2 separate regions of the Mus musculus genome follow, and region 2 is linked to region 1. The links are chromatin loops, found by intact Hi-C in ENCODE. Cell type or tissue: heart. All regions are shown on one strand. Each heading gives the region's core, and the rest is flanking DNA. Links, peaks and the distances in the headings are about the cores only.

What was found. Hi-C counts contacts between places; a loop is a spot of excess contacts. Peaks named below come from ENCODE experiments on the same cell type or tissue, not always from the same donor. Only the 100,000 strongest peaks of a DNase experiment are listed, where the experiment ranks them.
Region 2: it touches region 1 in a loop (2.5-fold over the local background); 2 of 42 quality-filtered maps call a loop at or near these places.

The regions. Positions count from the first base shown.
Region 1 is chr16:73,479,019-73,484,408 of GRCm38, forward strand. It overlaps Gm41472 (a long non-coding RNA gene), which reads left to right and starts at 2,087. Exons shown (of 3, transcript XR_876158.1): 1 at 2,087-2,142. In heart, for the core only: no CTCF peak of the experiment used is centred there; a DNase peak (open chromatin) is centred at 3,353.
Region 2 is chr16:73,365,055-73,370,444 of GRCm38, forward strand. The region is part of intron 3 of 4930500H12Rik (a long non-coding RNA gene); the gene reads left to right. Among named protein-coding and RNA genes, the nearest start is that of Gm25699, 55 kb to the right of the region's middle. In heart, for the core only: no CTCF peak of the experiment used is centred there; no DNase peak of the experiment used is centred there.

The DNA of each region.
Region 1 (5,390 bases), core at 238-5,237:
ACTAGAATGGTAGCCCATCATTAAGTCACCCACTCTTGAAGCTCCCTTAGGCTGTGTGCGTATGTGCAAGCCTGTGGGATATGTATGGAACATGACTAAATTAATGACGAATTGTGTTTTTGATCCTTTATGTACATCTCTGAGTCTCAATATTCCTAAACTTAAACCCTCACAAAATGATGTCTGAAGTTTAAATTTCCTACGTAACTCCCTTGTATGCCAGATTCTTCTAAAACAGGATTGAAGGATGTTTGATAGGGTAATTGCCACTAGAAGTGACACTGCTCTGAGATATGTGCTTCTGACATTTGATTTGTCACCCGCGTCTATAACTCAGAAGCAGAGGTTTACACACACTTCCAACTGTTAGTGAAACACGTCTCGGATTCATTTTTATATTTCTAATTTTGATGGCCACTTTTATGATCAGACATATTTTATAAAAAAAAAGCACCATCCTTAGAATCAATATTCTGTTTACAACATTAATTGAACATACAATAAAAGTAACCATTAAATAAAGTAATAGATTAAGCAGTGTATAAATAACCATGTTAAAGCTGTAGGTAAGCAATTGATTATGGCATAAATCAATCTTTCCCTTTTGAAGATACTCTAAGTCCTCTAAAATGATTGCAGTTCTCATAAAGCCCCAAACAAAAATAATAACAATGCATGACTTTCAAGATGTTTATTACTCACAATTCTCAAGGAATGTGTTAGATGCAAAGAGCTAAATCATCCAGGTGTCATCCACCCTCTGACCTGTGACCCTATTGTCCTGCTCTGGGAAGTATCTGTTGCATCGGAGATTTTGGAATAATTCAGCTTAATACAAATAAAATAAATATGTACACGGTATATTTCTTGGGATTAGCTTCTGACTTTTCTACCTACAATAAGTCATCAAAACATAGGTATGAAAACTACCTCATCATAACCAATGAATGACCCAACATCATAGCTTTGACATTTTGGATGAATACAGTGAAGTCCATGAGCCACAATTTTTAAAATGTAACCAATCATCAAATAGGTAACTAACAAAAGACAAAAAATGCCAATTATCATTCATTTTAAGAAAAAATTCTTGAGCTGGTAGCTGTTGAGGAGTTAGCTCAGTTGGTAGGGTGCTTTAAGAACCCAACTTCAGAAGAAAATGTGGTCAGCATCAGATTGTAATTCCTGGTCTTCCTAAGTACAGCTGAGTTGTCCCTGGGGCTTTTTCATTAGTGTGTCTATCAGCACCAGGTGAGTGAGAGATCGTCTCTCTCTTTCCGAAAAAGGGGGAAGGGTAGGATCCGAAGAATGCCGCATCAGGTTTCCCTCTTGTCTCCACATGCATGCTTACCCAACTATATGCACACACCCCTTACATGTGCACACACATACACACATAATTCTCATATATATATGTGTGTGTGTGTGTGTGTGTGTGTGTGTATGAGAACTATATATGCGAATTATATATGAAAATATATATGAGAATATATATATGAGAATATATGTGTATATATATATATATATTAGTGTGTGATTATATTATATAATTCCTTATTTTTCTTATGGACATTCTTACATTTATGGTGGCTTAACAATTTCAAAGAAAATATCTCATAAAATTGACACATATAGTCTCTAAACATTTTTCAGAATGACTGTTCATACCCATTCAAACTATATACCTGACACTAAATGTCTGAAGATATCTCCATGATCGATTAAATTTTTATCTTTCTACCTAGGTACTTAGAACATGTTAGTTTAAAATGGATGGTATTCAAACCTCATTACTATCTTCCTTACTGAATAATAAGCACTGGGTTTCTAAGGAAGTGATAGAAACATAATTTTATTTCAATCATTTCATTCTGTTATCCAATTACTTTATCTTGCTTATGCTGCCTCTTTGTATCTTAGAGACATCACTGCCCTGAGATAGAGTGTGAAGTTGTCAAGATGGATAAGAGAACGCGGGTTACTATGATGGTCACATGCCTACTATCTAATGATACACAAATCCACGAAGATCAACATGTCTCACTCTCTTTCATAGGATATAAAACTCTTTTCCGGGAAGGAGAGAAGAATAGTAAAGAGCTACCGCATTCAGTCTTCCAAACAATCACATTCATTTGTATGGTAAGTCTGAGGGGATGGTAAAATTTGGAAACCAAAGGTTTAAAAAAAAACATGGTCCATTTTCTTTTGTTTGTTTTGACTTTTTGTTTTGCTTATTTGCTTTTGTATTGAGACATAGTCACTCTATGTAATCTGGTCTGACCAGGTTGGTCTCAAACTCTCAGAGATCCACCTGCCTTTGCCTCATGAATTCTGGGATTAAAGGCACTATTATTTTAAGCTTCATTTTTAAAGTGGAGACTTGGGAAGAAGACCATTTTCAGGTGTAATATCTTGACCTCAGACCATAATTGTGACCCAAACTAAAACTTCTTTCTTTATAATGCACGCAGTCTTTGGTATTATTAGCAATAGCAACAACAACAATAATGGATTAGGATGCTGGGTCATTCCCTGGTAAACAATCTTCTTTAACGGATTTATGAAATGTGTGGATGAATCACTATCTCAATGATTTTCCAGAGCAAAGTTAGAATATTGAATCAGGGCATCAATTCACTGAACCCACTTTCTGCTCTCATATTAAATAATGTCACACTCTGCACCATTTTCAGTTTCTATATATTCTTTGTTAGAAGAGTCTATTTATTATCTGTATTGGAATAACCTAGTGAAATAGAAAAATAAAGTGTCTTATGTCATACAGAATAGTTCAGCAGTATGCCAGGATTTTTATCTCACCTAACACGAACAAAAGTCAAATGTACACGTTTAACTTTGCCTAATAAATATGATTACTTCATTGCTAAGGAGCCTAATAAAAGAAAATCTACTCATAGAAATCGTGCTCCAGGGACGTAGATAGAAAAGAGTTCTGACCTAATGAGGGTGTGGTGTTTGTTTTGTGTCTCAAAAATCCTTCAACAGCTGGACGTCTGGGTTAAAAACCAGACATGAAAATGAATAAATAAAAATAAAATAACAAAAAAGCCAGACTCAACAAATACTAAAAGCTATTATTCATCGTTTTATTAGCAACAGAAGCAGAGCAGTCATGGTTGCTCAAGGAACTGTGCTGTGGTTCCCCTGTTCTCAATGGGTAGTGCAATGGCACCTGTGAGAATTACAGTCTTTCAAGCTTCCCTGCGTCTTCTGTCCCTGTCAGAAGTTTCAGATACTTAGTGAGTCCCTCGCAACTCATTTCAGGACAGAGAGCAAACACTTTTTTTTTTTTTCACACAGACAGATAACAAGTCCCAGCACCTTTCCAGAACATAGCGTGCCTGTATAAATAACCCAGTGTAGCTTCCGTGTTCTCAAAATAGCTGACTTGCTAAGGTGCATATTTATGATACAGACGCAGAAGGCAGAAGCAAGTGTAGAGTATAGTGAGCCCCATTATTTATTATGCCTAAGAAAGTCTTCGTTGGGGGGCCTTGATTATTTCCCTTTCCTGGGAATAACAAAAACCCTCTTGGACAACCCAAACACTTTGTAAGGGTATTGTCTCCATCTTGACTGTCTTTTCCAGTCCTAGTCCTTTTGAGATCTTTGTAAAAAGCGCCCCCCTCCCCCACCACTAATAAAGCACAAGAACCCATTGCTCATTTTCCTCTTGTGTTCAGAGAGGACTTCAGGAGAGTCTTTTCGAGGAAATTGGGCGCACAATCACAGAAACAATTCTGTCAGAACACAAACGCTGACAAGAGTCATTCTGGTGGAGGTCTTTTGAAAAAAAAAAAAAAACTTTCCATTTGGCATGTGTGAGGCGATTAGGGATGATTGCTTCTCTATCTGTGGAGTCAGACCTTAAACTGTCTTGCAGTTGAACCAAGATTCTGTTTGGTGATTTTTTTTTTTTTTTTTTTGCCTTGATGTTGGGGGAAGGGAAAGCAGTTTATAAAGAAGTGAAGGCCAAATGGCCATGTGGTACAGGTATTGTGTCCTTCCTGTGATTTTTTTCCCCTCCCTAATGGGAGTTCTTTCTGAGCAAATGAAGGGGAGCTACCCCCAGTTATTTTACAGGCACCCCACCTAAACTTAGCTCTTGTGGTACAGAGCAGGGTACAAAGAACTACAAACATGTTGCTATTGTTTTAATTGAAAAATTAAATTCATACAGAATGATCTTATTCTAATACAATGACAGATCTTGGGATAAAATCAGTTCATTTAATTTTGCATAGTTAAGATTTCTGTGTTCTTTTGTGACCACAAATAATTGAAGTCAGGCTAGCATTCCCTTCATTGACCACATGTGTCCCCTACTGTGGTGAGAAATGGATTTCTATTTTGTACTCAGTATTAGTCAGAAGTATACACTGTTCTGGTCTACTAAGTTGAATTTCGCTCACCACCCACATACCCCAAACCACAAAGTAAGCTAAAACTTCAATCCAGGATGAAAGGGTTTTTCAGTAATTTGTTAAGGCTTTTCTTAGATTTCTTTTTCTTATGAAAGAAAAGAATACTGAAGCAGAGAGGGAATTACTCTGTTTCAGGGAGAGAAGGACAAACAAAAATGCTTGAAGCCATGTGAGGCTGCATATGGTTATTGTTCTAAACTTGGCAGAACAGCCTGTGGGTGTTAAGGGCAGCAAGAGAATTCATTATGTCTGGCACAGGAAGGACTATTTCGTTGTCTCTTACAACTTATGTTGTGAGTGTGTATGTGTATGAATGTGTATGTGTGTGAAAGAAAGAGTGTATGTATGAATGATTTCATGCACATAAAAAATGATCTCTTTAGTAGCAGAAAAGGTGACACATTTGTTGATGCTATAACCCACTCAGTGGAACTGACTCAAGTTTTCTACCAATATTCTCATTGTCTGATCTGATGTGTCATCCAAAGTAGTCATCTACTGCATGTTGAATATTTAACATAAACTAACAGGATGATGAATATCTAATTTATGGAAACTTTAAGTGGTAACTCTTGGTATTTGAATTATTTTGATATTTATATTTCTGAATCTGTGGTCCTCTTCGAGGCACATGTTTTCTTTGCTTATGATTTCCAAATTCAATCTTTTATAAAGTAGAGTGAGTAAACTTTGCATAGATGGCCTTTCTTGATACAGAACTATATAATTTTGATTCCAATGCATTCAAGCATGCCAGGAAAGCAATTCTGCTGGCATCCAAAACATGATACTGGAGAGTATTTGTGCTAGAAGCTAGAAACTGAGCCTAGAAAGGCAAGAACACAGAATCATTTCCTTCCTTTGGTATGCATACATTTGGACACTCCATCAACATCTTGGGTCTTATCTGTTGCACATATCCAAGCAAATTCCAGGTTAAAG
Region 2 (5,390 bases), core at 216-5,215, 110 kb before region 1:
AAGAAGAAGAAGAAGAAGAAGAAGAAGAAGAAGAAGAAGAAGCAGCAGCAGCAGCATGATTTCTGTTTTATTTCTAGTATCATGTAAAATGTTTGCATATTTGGAAATATAAACATGGAGCAGGGGATCCTGGAAGATGTTTTAGCTTGCAGGCAGGAGGACCTGAGCTTGGATACCCAGCAATCACATGAAAAGCTGGATGTGGCAGTACACAACTCTAATCCCAGCATTAGGGAGGCAGAGACAGTGGCTCTCTCTGGAGCTCAGGGGTCAGCTAGCTTGGTTGAGTCAGTGAGTTCTGGGTTTAATGAGAAACCCTGTATCAAAAAACAAACTCCAGATAACCTGAAGAAGAGACACAATGTGATGACGTTAATCTCCAGGTGTTACCCAAATCTGTGTTTTGAAGATGAATATACAGTGTATGTATGCACACACACATATACCTCTATACCTCCCCACCGCATACACTGGGCAGATAATATTTCAAACTCAGGTATTATGATGTTCATTATAAAAATAAATTCACTCTGGAAGACGTTCTGCCTTGTTATGTAGAAATGTACTTGGATTTCAGTTATAATGATTCCAAGATTACTCATCATATGCAATCAATTTATTATTTTCAATTATTTCTGTCTCACCTTAAGAAAAAAATAACTTCACATCTGGCTTGCAAATTTGTGTATTTCAGGACTTTGGTTCCTACAGAATTTTGTCAGGCAGCTATAATTCCCATAGTTCAGCATTTGACATTGTTAATCCTGATCTTTTTTTCCTTTCACTTACATACTCTTAGCCTTGTACCTGGATGGTGACGGCTCTTTGTGTTAGTCTGAGTAACCGGTTAATATCGGTGTAAACAGAAGGGCAGTTTAGATTTAATTGATTTAATTTAGTAAGAACTTCTACAAATCACCCAAAGAAAGACAAGCTAAAGTCATGAAGCAGTTTTCTAGAAGTCATTCAAATCGTGTGGTTTCACTGTTATCAGGGCTCCTCTGTTCTGATGACTCTTGTCACAGTTTTGCCACATTCACTTGAATTTTATGGTCCTTAGCCAGTGTGATCTTCCACTCCCTCTATTACCCAAATTCCACTGCCACAGAGAACAGTTTCCTCTTTATACAGCTTTCTACATTCTATAAGAGTGTAGAATATAAAAGCCAGTGTATCTATGACACATTGGTTCTCACAGTCATAACTATGTCCAGCTGAGGGATCTATTGCCCTTCCCATCTCTCAACAACTTCATATATGTGGTTCCTGCCAAGTACATACCAGTAGTGGTCTCTCCTATGTTGACAGTAAATTCAGGGACAACTTAAATCTTCTGTAGTAGATTTTTTTAAAAACGGACAAATTCTTTTCCTCTCTGGACTCTTTGGCCAATGTGATGTTTAGCTACTCTAACGAAGAAGCAAAGTTCACTTCCTCACCTTTTATTAGCCAGTACTAGCTCTGGGCCTTGCTGTGCTCAGTGGTATTTAGCAGGGACAGTAACATTGTTCCGGCAAAGAGTCAAGTCTCAAAGATGTCAGAAAGCCATGAGATGAGACTATATTCCATACATAGCTTGGTAGGCTGAAAGAAGGGAGTGGGTAGCACAGGGTCCCCCGTGGAACAAGGCAGTTGCTCTCTGACCCATGAATAAGCCTCGGTTGTTTCAGGGTTTTGGATCAAGTTGGGCATATATCAGCTAGTTTATAATACTATCTATTTAGTTTTTGCTTTATGTGTACATGTGTATATGTATATGTCGGTCTGTAGGTGATGCAGGTGCTAATGGAGGCTGGAAGTCCATAAGGAATGTCCTAAAGTTCAAGTTCTAGGTGTTTGTTAGCAACCCAATAGGGTTTCTCACAATAGGATGCTGGAGACCAAACTCAGGTTCTTCAACTACTGAGCTATCTCTCTGGTCCCTGATTAATAACATTCTTATCAAAATTTGTCCCTGACCTCTGTCACCAGCTAATGAACTTCTGAAATTTGAAATGAAGAGTCTGTCATTACTAGGCATACTATGTGTACAAGGACACACACAAAAAAAAACCTACCTACCTACCTATCTACATACATACATATGTATCCAAACATATCCATTCTTCTGATAAGCAGCAGAAAAATAAAGTAACGGAATCCTATTATCTCTGCCTGTGAAGTATCATGGTACAATCTTCAAGTCCGGTACAGTTGCTGTTCTTTTCAGCAATTTCTATTGTGGCAGGTCAGGTTTCTGGAACACTGTCACAGGCAGGACATAAGGCTTTAACAACACCCGCTGTTGCTGCGAACAAAGGCATGATGAATTGATACAATGCTTTTCCTTACGCGCTATGGGTTAGCCTGAAAGGGTGAAGCAAAGCTATCTGCTATTCACAGTCCAGGCAAAGGCTTCCCCAGCTCAGTGCAGCGCGTGATTCATCTGTGCTGTGTGTCTTATGGTCCACCTTCCAATACTGCAAACCAAAAAAAGGCTCCCTAAAAGTGATTTTATATATAACTTCCCCAAACGCCCCCTCCCCCTGCCCAATTTGCAGCTGTATGAAATATTTCTACATAATCACATCTGGAAGGGCTTGTCAGATGCGCAACTTCACTGAGTCCAAAAATTACTTTCATTTAGGACATTAGACAGTTCGCATCCAGTTAAGATGAGGACACGCAGCGATGCAAGCCAAATGGAGCTATTTCAAGAACGCGTCGCCGCTTCTGTGTGGAAGCTATATTTTTAGCAGGACAGCCATCAGAAAACATGCTTATTATTTTGACAAAATAGCCTCGTTTCTTTAGAAAGATCCACATGAAAGGCTGACTGAGTGAGTTATTAATCCAGCTTTTGTTGTTGTTAGTATGGATTTCGGTAGATTTCTTATCCTTCTCTTTTAAGCTTAGAGCTTCCAGGTAGCCAGTATTCCTGCTTCTATCTCCTCCCATCTCATCAATTTCCCTCACCTCAGAGAGACTCAAATGTATTCTGTATATTGTGGTAGTTGTAAAACTCAGCCTTCCAGGAAGATTTAAAACTGTCCAGAGCTGTGGTGACGGAAGGGGTGTGACTTGTGCGGACTGCCTCAGAACGGCTGCTAGGACTCACTTTTTGTTTATCAAAGTATTATGTGGAAATAAATTTCTTTCTTTTTTTTCTTTTTGTTTATTCTTCTCTCATATATTACATCCCAACTACAATTTCCCCTGATCCTACCCCAGTCTCTCCTTGCTGCTTCCCCTTTCCCATGGATCCACCGTTCCCCGCTTCACCTCTCTTCAGAAAAGAGCAGGCCTTTCAGGATCATCAACCAAATATGCTATAACAAGCGACAATAAGACCAGGCACATATTCTCATATCACGGCTGGATGAGGGTGACACTAGCAAAGAATCCTAGCAATGGGAGAAATGGAATCTGAAACTCCATCCTCTGCAACCAGGCGAGGTCTCAAATTCAGGGACTGGGGCCCCGACCCAGCCCGAAAACCTCCGACCTGTAGTTTTGTCCTGCTTCTAGGATGTGCTAGGACTGGAGCCTAGCAAAATCGTCATCAGAAAAATCAGAGGGACTTCATCCAGCAACTGATGGGAGCAGATGCAGAGTCCACAGCCAAATATTAGGCTGAGCTGAGGAGGAGCGAGAGGAAGGATCCCAGGAAGTAGTGGGGGTCAAGGACAGGGGCTCAAGGGGCTTTAGCAGAGATCAGGGATCCTGCATGGGTCTGACCTCCGTCCTCCTCTGCATTTATGCTATGGTGGTGCAGTTCGGTGTTCTTGTGTGACTCCAAACAGTGGACTGCCTCTGACTCTTGCCTGCCTTTAGAACTCAGCGTTCACACTCAAGCTGCAAACGGAGTCCAGGGCTCAGGCAGTCCAGGTGGAATCCTGTTAGGTCCCTTCTGGCTGTTCAAATACAAACAAACAAGCAAGGGACTCCCAGGGATGGGAAAGAGCCTCGGCTGTTTGCTGTGCTGGGATGCATACCCAGCTGCCTAGTCTTTGTTCCTTCCGAACAGAGTAAATCTCGGGAAATTTTCGCTCATAAAAGACAAAGAGGCAACACAGGGGAGTCTTAAATAAGAGGAGCAGACTCTGAAAGGTGTCAGTATAAGTGGTTTTGAACAAAGGAAAATGAAACAATGTTCACCCTAAGAATCCGAATTACCTCTTTTTTTTTTAATTGAGTAAGGGGTGGGGGTGAGGCAGAATAAAATTCACTTTAAAGAAAAGATGAAGTTTTAAGACTGTGAATAGTGGGGGGTGCATTGAAAGGAGAAAATTTCACCTGAGGCTTACCAGTCTGAAATTAATGTCTAAAATTTCCCATTTTCAATAAACAATGACACCTTTCCCCCCCTCTCATTTACAAGCCATTCCCTGGAATTAATTATCTCGTGTATACATTTAACATGCACACATGTCTATTATGCACAAGCACCGCTCACCCATGGCATATGGATTAAGGCTGCCTTGCCTGTACTTCAAACAAAACCATCGAATCTCCTTGATGAGAGATGTAGTCCTGATGCTATCAGGGTTACTGATAGACTTTGAATATATTGCCTAGTTCATCTTGATCTCTCTCCCCGCCTTTCAGAAGAGAGAATGGGGAAAATGGTCCTGGATGTCCTCTCTAGCCTTGGAGTCGCATAATTTATTACAGTACTAGCAGATTCAGATCTGTCTCTCTGCCAGACGGCGGCTTCTACACTCTTCCTTCTGTGGCAACATTCCTCATCTACAGAGCTTTCTGTCTTTTCTGATAGTCTGCAGCCCGATAGTTTCTATTCTCATCTTCTCTTGTGGAGTGTGTTTCTTTGAGCAAAGAAAGGAAGGAAAGAAGGAAGGAAGGAAGGGAGGAAGGGAGGGAGGAAGGAAGGAAGGAAGGAAGGAAGGAAGGAAGGAAGGAAGGAAGGAAGATAGATCAAAGTGGGGCCAAGTACAGCACCAACCATACTAAGGAATGACACTGGGAACATTCATTGCTTCCACAGGGCACAGCAATAGCAGTCTCTCACACATGTTGGCTTTCTGAAGCTGCCCATGGAGCAGAATATTTTACGATATTAAAATGTATTATGGTACTGAAATGTATGACTCACGTACTGCATGAAGTACCTATCTCAATAGACAACACAGGGGATGTGTATGTAGTAGCTTAATTTGTATGTAGTAGCTTAATTTGTATATCTATGACCTGAATTATTGTGACTGAATGAAAAATTTGAATAGCTTAGCTCCCAAACATGAAAAGATTAAGAAGTTGCTCCTTAGATCCAGCTGGATTCTCTCCTTTATGATTTCTCTTTTTATTTTCACTTTCCTCATTATGTACTGAATTAAAATATGTATTTATTTCATTCACATGAAAGATAACTAACTTAAAAAAACCTATTGCTT